Regions from separate parts of the Homo sapiens genome. Here region 2 is linked to region 1. Evidence: read pairs that join two places in POLR2A ChIA-PET (ENCODE). Cell type or tissue: OCI-LY7. All regions are shown on one strand.

Evidence for each region. ChIA-PET counts read pairs that join two places held together with the same protein. Peaks named below come from ENCODE experiments on the same cell type or tissue, not always from the same donor. Only the 100,000 strongest peaks of a DNase experiment are listed, where the experiment ranks them.
Region 2: POLR2A ChIA-PET joins it to region 1 with 8 read pairs; 2 of 35 experiments call an interaction of 5 or more read pairs at or near these places.

The regions. Positions count from the first base shown.
Region 1 is chr9:20,363,210-20,367,209 of GRCh38, reverse strand. MLLT3 (MLLT3 super elongation complex subunit) reads left to right here. Exons shown (of 11, transcript NM_004529.4): 6 at 1,466-1,541; 7 at 3,605-3,734. Among named protein-coding and RNA genes, the nearest start is that of MIR4473, 46 kb to the left of the region's middle. In OCI-LY7, no CTCF peak of the experiment used is centred here; no DNase peak of the experiment used is centred here.
Region 2 is chr9:20,979,406-20,983,405 of GRCh38, reverse strand. It overlaps FOCAD (focadhesin), which reads right to left. Exons shown (of 44, transcript NM_001375567.1): 38 at 1,720-1,980; 39 at 960-1,049. Among named protein-coding and RNA genes, the nearest start is that of HACD4, 50 kb to the left of the region's middle. In OCI-LY7, no CTCF peak of the experiment used is centred here; a DNase peak (open chromatin) is centred at 2,465; H3K4me3 peaks cover 1,315 bases; H3K27ac peaks cover 1,541 bases.

The sequences.
Region 1 (4,000 bases):
GTTAGAAAAGGATAAGGAGAATTCATAGAGCGTAAGAGATTGGGGTGTGTGTATGACACTCTTTCCTTGCCACTAATAGGTTGTGGAATTAAAGAGAATTTACAAAAAAACAATGGCGACATTTTCCCTTGACTCATTTGGACCTGTCTGGGTCTTGTTATGAATATTGGCCTCCATTTGTGAACTGTGGATGAAAAGGGTTAGGGTTGGGTCATGGCCTTGGGCCACAGTTAAATTAACTGGCTCATAGTGTGATTGAACTAATGACCTTAGCCTCATTACCACTATGTTTTAACCAGTTGAGTCAATCGAACATTACAGAAAGGGTAATCAAGGTATCTCTTAGAAAGACAGCTGTATTTCTCTAATGACCAGTAATGATGAGCTTTTTTTCATATGTTTGTTGGCCGCATAAATGTCTTCTTTTGAAATGCAAATCAAAACCACAATGAGATATCCTCTCACACCAGTTAGAATGGCGATCATTAAAAAGTCAGGAAACAACAGATGCTGGAGAGGATGTGGAGAAATAGGAACACTTTTACACTGTTGGTGGGAGTGTAAATTAGTTCAACCATTGTGGAAGACAGTGTGGGATTTCTCAAGGATCTAGAACCAGAAATACCATTTGACCCAGCAATCACATTATGGGGTATATACCCAAAGGATTATAAATCATTCTACTATAAAGACACATGCACACGTATGTTTATTGTGGCACTATTCACAATAGCAAAGACTTGGAACCAACCCAAATGCCCATCAGTGATAGACTGGATAAAGAACATGTGGCACATGTACACCATGAAATACTATGCAGCCATAAAAAGGATGAGTTCATGTCCTTTGCAGGGACATGGATGAAGCTGGAAACCATCATTCTCAGCAAACTAACACAGGAACAGAAAACCAAACACCGCATGTTCTCATAAGTGAAGAGTTGAACAATAAGAACACATAGACACAGGGAGGGGAACATAACACACCAAGGCCTTTCAGGGGTCAGGGGCTAGGGGAGGGATAGCACTAGGAGAAATACCTAACGTAGATGATGGGTTGATGGGTGCAGTAAACCACCGTGGCACATGTATACCTATGTAACACACCTGCATGTTCTGCCCATGTATCCCAAAACTTAAAGTATAATAAAGAAGTATTTTATATCTAAGATGAAAAGAGGGAGACCTGTATAGCAGTAAACGTAGGAGTGAAATCAAAGCCAGGCCCTTTTCTCATGTAACACCCAAGTGTTTATCTCCTCAAGTTTTTATACTTGTTTCTGCATCTAATAAAAATACAGTGGGCACAACAAAAGACAACATGACTCTCCTGTGTTAGTAATTTGACATAATGAAATGCATCACGGTTTTTGCAGAGGATGGTTTGAGCAACAATACTGTTTTCAACTTTAGATGTGTGGTATCCCGTAAATTTATTGATGGTGCCTTTTTATTCTTCTTTAAAGTCTGAACAACCCAGTCCTGCCAGCTCCAGCTCCAGCTCCAGCTCCAGCTTCACACCATCCCAGACCAGGCAACAAGGTATCAACATCTCATGCAAACTAGGAGATGCTTTTCTCATAAAACACCTTAATGGCACTTTGGGAGGCTGACACGGGTGGATCAAGAGGTCAGGAGATCAAGACCATCCTAGCTAACACGGTGAAACCGTGTTTAGTAAACGTCTCTACTAAAAATACAAAAAATTAGCCAGGCGTGGTGGCATGCGCCTGTAGTCCCAGCTGCTCGGGGGGCTGAGACAGGAGAATCCTTTGGACCTGGGGCGGAAGTTGCAGTGAGCTGAGATCGCGCCACTGCACTCCAGCCTGGGTGACACAGTGAGACTCCGTCTCAAAAAAAAGAAAACAAAACAAAACAAAAAAAAACCATCTTAATGTCTTGATTTATCACCTTATACTGTTTTATTATTCGAATCATAACTTGGCTTTTATGCAGTTGTATTTATTTCCCTTAGGAATACAGTTGAGTATTGTTCTGATGTACGAGGCAAGGCTCTAGAAATTCCCCTTTTTCCGGTCCCTGCCATCAGATTGTCATTGCTACAAAAGGATTATAGACACAGCCCATCCCAGGGAGTTCCCAAAGGAAATACAATAGCAAAAGCTTTAAGAGGCTTTGACATAGGGAAATAGGTTTTCATCTTTCCTCCTGGACATATTTTTTTTCTACATGTTAATAGTCTTTAAGGCAATACTAATTGGCTATCTTTTAAATATATATTTTTCTCTACTCATGATCAAGTGTTAACTTGAATTCAGAATAAAGACATTTAAACTAGAATATTTAACTAATTATATTTTCCATTTTTGTGTATGTGGAAAATCTTCAAATATACACTCTTTTTACATGAAAAATGCATAGGTATCAAAGTAGAATTTGTGTTTTAGCATAGTATTGAACATTACCTTTTTCAATGACCACACTGAATTCCTGATGGCTTTGAATGTTTTGAAAAGGATTAAATTGTTGTATGTGTTTGGACTAAGGCTAAGCTTCCAGGAAAAAAATAAAATAAAAGACAGTAATCGTTTTGGCTATTCAGAGGTCTTGTTTCACTGACTTCCAAAGAAATAAGCCCACTACAAAAGCAGATAAATTTGGGTTTTGCAGAATGTGAGATTGTAGGGAGTCAAGATAGTAATAGCTCAGATATCCCTGTCATAGATGGGACTTTAGGAATTGCCTAATCCCGAATGAAAGTGTCTCTCTTTCTTCATTGTCTTTATAACCTCTTCTGTTAAGATTAAAACTATCTATTTTTCATCACATTTAGCCTAGTAAAGTGAAAATAAGCCACACTGATGAATTTGTGTTTGTGTGTGTGTTTTCATTTCTGTCCTGTCCTAGAATAAAATTAGAGTTTGATTTTTTTTCTTTTTCCTGTCTGATACTGGATACTGTCCTGATTTTTCTGTGTACCTGATTTATTACATGGTCTTGTTTATGTTTATACATGCTGGTATTGTGCCAGTAATTTCTTAAAAAGTAAAATGAAAATTGGCTGCTTAAAATTGCTGCAACAAGACCTTGTGTCCAAGATCAATGTGAAGATCAGAGGTAGGATATTACACCATGGAATTGAAATACTTTATAATCTGAACTTGACTGAAATGCTTGCTTGACCTGAAATTGACCTTGAAATAAAAGGAACAGCTAAACCTTAATGGATCAAAAAGTACCACACAAAGGCTGCATTGCCAAGAACAAGTTACAACCACAGTGATTTATTAATCTCAACTTCTCAATACATGGATTAACCTAACAAAACATTCAATTTACTGATAGATTTTTCTTTTTCTTTTTATGTATAATTTTTCTTAGGGAAGAAAAATACACAGAAAAAAAATTCCTAGAAAATAGAGATTCTTTAATAAATATTTTGGGAATCCATTATGAAAACAATAGTGTTTTGGCAGAGATTGCATTTTAGAAACTATACCAAATTTGCCTTGTAAATTGTATAAATATATATGATGATTATTTTTAACCAGTGTTCAGTGCTGGTAAGCATCCCCCTGTTTCTAATATGGCTAAGTGTGTTTGAGTATATGTTTGATTGCCTGTGGTTCATTGTCATTACTCAGGTCCTTTGAGGTCTATAATGAAAGATCTGCATTCTGATGACAATGAGGAGGAATCAGATGAAGTGGAGGATAACGACAATGACTCTGAAATGGAGAGGCCTGTAAATAGAGGAGGCAGCCGAAGTCGCAGGTGAGTATCTTGGAAGGAAAGGGGTTGCCTGTGATGAAGTCAGACTCTTTCACAAGCCCTGCTGGGATAATCACAGCAAAGGTGTGAAACACCAAAAACGGCAGTAGATGGTCACATTCATTTGATGCAGGGTCTCCTTGGTATGCCTACACACACTTTACAGGGAACTGTTTCTCCTTTTTCTCAGAAAGAGGCTTTTCCTCTAAAAATTTTTATAGGAAAAAGTCACATTAGATGTCCTTGTCCTTGGAAAAGTATGCCAAGTG
Region 2 (4,000 bases), 620 kb before region 1:
GAGACGGGGTTTCACCATGTTGGCCAGAATAGTCTCGATCTCTTGACCACATGATCCACCCGCCTCGGCCTCCCAAAGTGCTGGGATTACAGGCGTGAGCCACCGCACCTGGCCCCAAATATTCTTTAACAGTGGTTTTCAAACCTTAGGATACACCAGAATCACCTGGAGAGACAATTAAAACATAGACTCCTGGGCTCCGTCTGCAGAGTTTCTGATTCAGTAGGCCTAGATGGGGGCTCAAGAACTCACATTTCTAATCATTTCCAAGGCGATGCTGATGCTACTTATGCAAAGACCACATTCTGAGAACCACTGCCATATGATGCAGAAATTCAAGGATCTGATTGAATAGGCAAACCTGCCATAAAGTAAAATAAATGACACGAAGTCCACCAGCTATAAGGGAGCTCACAGTTCTCTAGACCATTGGTATTAGTTGGTATGCAAAACTGCCATTCAAATACAAGTGTGTCATTTGGCATGTACTTGTACTAAGAAATGATTCATTATTGATCTGCAACTCAAATTTAACAAAATATCTTGCATTTTGTTTGCTAAATCTGGCAACTTTACTGATATGCTACTTTTTGCTCATTCATCGTTTGACTTGGGCATGGGTGTGGGAAATAAATTATCCTGTGTCAGGGCTAATAGTGCTTGCTTTTCAATCAACCACCTTCTTCATTCCTAAGGATAGGATCAGGTGAAGGACAAAGTGGGAGAAATCGGGTTAAAAAGTTATTCATCCATCTATCCATCCATACAACATTTGTTAAGCACCAACCACATTAGTAGGCTGAACAAGAGGCTCAACAATGTAAATGAAATATAGTTTCCTGAAATTAACCAATAACAAAAATGAAGCAAAACTTGCTTCAGCCAAACACTGAAATCAATTATTCAATCGTAATTTCTGGCTCAATAATGAAAAAAGGTATAGAAAGATATGTTATTACCTTAGTAACCTGGGCGATCCGATTGGCATCATCATCTGTCATTTCTAAGAGGCATTTTGCTATGCTGATATACAGCTCTAGATCCTTTCTCTGATAAAGAAAAATCCCAAACATGTCAACAAACAGTGTAAAATAACAGGTCAAAATGTTCTGACAAATTATTAGATTTTCTTATCCCCATGAACAGCAGCTGATGAGATTTTAATTTTAACCAAACCAAAACATTTGGCCAATTTTTATCATTTTGAAGACATCTTTCCTGTTACTTTGTGTTTTTTTGTTTTGTTTTGTTTTGGCTATACATTTTTCTCCTTATCAAAATTCCTTCATCCCAAATAAATTTCTAACCTCTTTGTAAAATTACAATTCAGAGGTCTTTTGGGGGAGGGAAGGGCGATGCTAAATTGTTTTATATAAACAGTATATGGGAACTCATGCCCACGGATTCTCCAGGTGTAAAGCGTAAGGACTTCTGAGCCTTCTCGTCTTCTACAAGAGGCATTTGGTAAAAACGCCTAATAGCAAATTTCCTGGTGCAGCACTGGTTAAACTGCTTCTAAGCTTGCTCAAAACTTTGGTTCTAAATATTCAACCTCAATTTAGATCTTGGAAACAAATACACTCCTAGTAAAGAATGTGGTTATTTCTTGCTAGCCTTCCCACCCACATTCTTAAAACATACACCTCCCCACTTTGCCAAGAAGCCTTTAAAATATCCCAAACATAAATTGTCAGGAATGTAAATATTTTTGTTCCTCACCCGAATCTTATTTGGCAGGAGGTCAAAAATTTTCCCAGTAGCTTCAGAGAGCAGACTCCAGAGGTGGTGGGCAGGGCTGGGCAGTTTCATGGCCTGGCTCAGACCGTGTAAAGCACTTGGGCATAGCTCAGGACTTCCAAGTGGGGAAGCTGCTTTAAAAACTGCCACCATTAAATTTTCAACAAAACCCAGGATCTGTTCATCAGAGATGTGTTTTATCCACAGAGGTGCAGATATCAGGAGATATCTCTTGGTATTCAGCTGGAAGTAAAACAGAAGGGGTTGAATGTAAATAGGCAAGTCTGGGTTTGCAATGTTCAAAACCTGTACATCATCACTGTGTTTGAGGGTAGACTGAGAGATAAAAGGTTCAGGTTACTTCCTTCCCCCTTCATTTTCCCACAGCTTCACGGTCCAATGGGCCACCAATGCATGTAATTTTGGCTTCTGCAGTTACTTCTGATCCAGGGTGAATCATGTGTTTATATGGGATCTGCCAACCCATCTGTGAACTACTCAGCTTAAACCTTGGATGTTTTCAAGGTTTCAGTGACGGGAATAAAATGCTACTTCTGAAAGTACATGACAGTTACTTTTCAGTTTTAAAAGGTCACATTCTCTGGCAAGAAAAGCTCTGGAAGATGAAAGGCTCAACTGCTGAAAATCAACTAAACAGAGCATCTGATACTATTAATTTCTTCTTCTGAGAAAAAATAAGGAAGTAATAAGGAGAAGTGACATGCTGGGACCATTTATGACCAAAGTAAAACCACCAGCTGAGCACGTAGAACTGACCAGGCACCTTAGAGTTCATGAGAGCCAAGAAAGGGCATGTTAGTAACAGCTCTGTTATATGACAGACTTCAACCAAGTGGGCTTCAAAAATTCTTAGGAACATAAACATGCTACTAAAGGGGCAGCAAGTCTAAAATAAGTGATCTAAAAATAAAATCTGGCAAAATAAGTGATCTAAAAAGTAAAATCTGGCAAAAACTTTTTTGTGTGCTATTTTTGTTTTTTCAAGATAGCACACAAAAATAGGGGAGGGACAGAGGAACAATGTTTTCTGCAAATTTCTAAAAAGATCAGTGTAGTTGCATGAGTTTTCTCAAGACCTCATTTTAAAGAATATGCCATCTCAGATCATTCTATATTTAAGAAAATGAACTCACAAACTTAATTTATTAACCAAGATAACAATAAAGATAAATAATCAAAGACAAATGCACAGAGTAGCACAGATCTAAAAGATAAATGAAAGGATAAGTAAAATTTAGGAAAATTTCGAAGGCCAACCCAACAGGCTGGAAATAGGTCTGATTCAAAAGTAAGAAGGAGTGAATAGAACAGGGCTTTGAACTCAGATAGATAGAGCTCTCTCTTTTATTAGCTAGGCAAACTTTGCTTGACCTCCATTTGCCTCAGTTTATAATTCTGTTAAAATGGAAATAATAAAATGTATCTCTCAGACATGAAACAAGACAGACATAAAAAAATTCATATTGTATAATTCCATTCTAAAGAATTTCAAAAATTTATATGAAATTTATATATAATTTATATAAAATTATATAAATAAAGGTTATTTTAGAAAGGCAATACTACAAATAGAAAGCAGATTGGTGGTGGCTTGGGTCTGAAGCTGGGAGTGGGGAATGACTACAAGCAAGCACAATGGAACTTGTCAGGTGATGGAAATATTCTTGGTGATGATTGAAAAACCTGTAAAGGTACTCAAATTCATCACATTTTACACTTTAAAACAGCCATATTTTAGGCTATATAGATTATAACTCAACAAAGCTACTTTTAAAACTGTCCCGTCAGGCTGTAGAGAAATTAAGTCTGATTTCTGTAAGTACTCACTGAGTGCTTGCAGGTACCAGGTGCACAGCAAGGGCTCAGTAAGTGGCAGGCAGCTGGGAGCCACTTGGAGCAGACAGGTGGAATGAAGTTAATACCTGACAGAAAGATGCAGACCTTGATAACATCCACTTTCAATTAAAGACAGTGAGGAGGAGTAGGAAAGGTTTAAAAAAACAAAAACAGGCCCAGCGTGGTGGCTCACACCTGTAATCCCAGCACTTTGGGAGACTGAGGTGGGCAGATCACTTGAGGTCAGGAGTTCGAAACCAGCCTTGCCAACTTGGTGAAACCCCATCTCTACTAAAAATACAAAAATTAGATGGGCACGGTGGTGCACACCTATAGTCCCAGCTACTTGAGAGGCTGAGGCATGAAAATCACTTGAACCCAGGAGGCGGAGGTTGCAGTGAGTCGA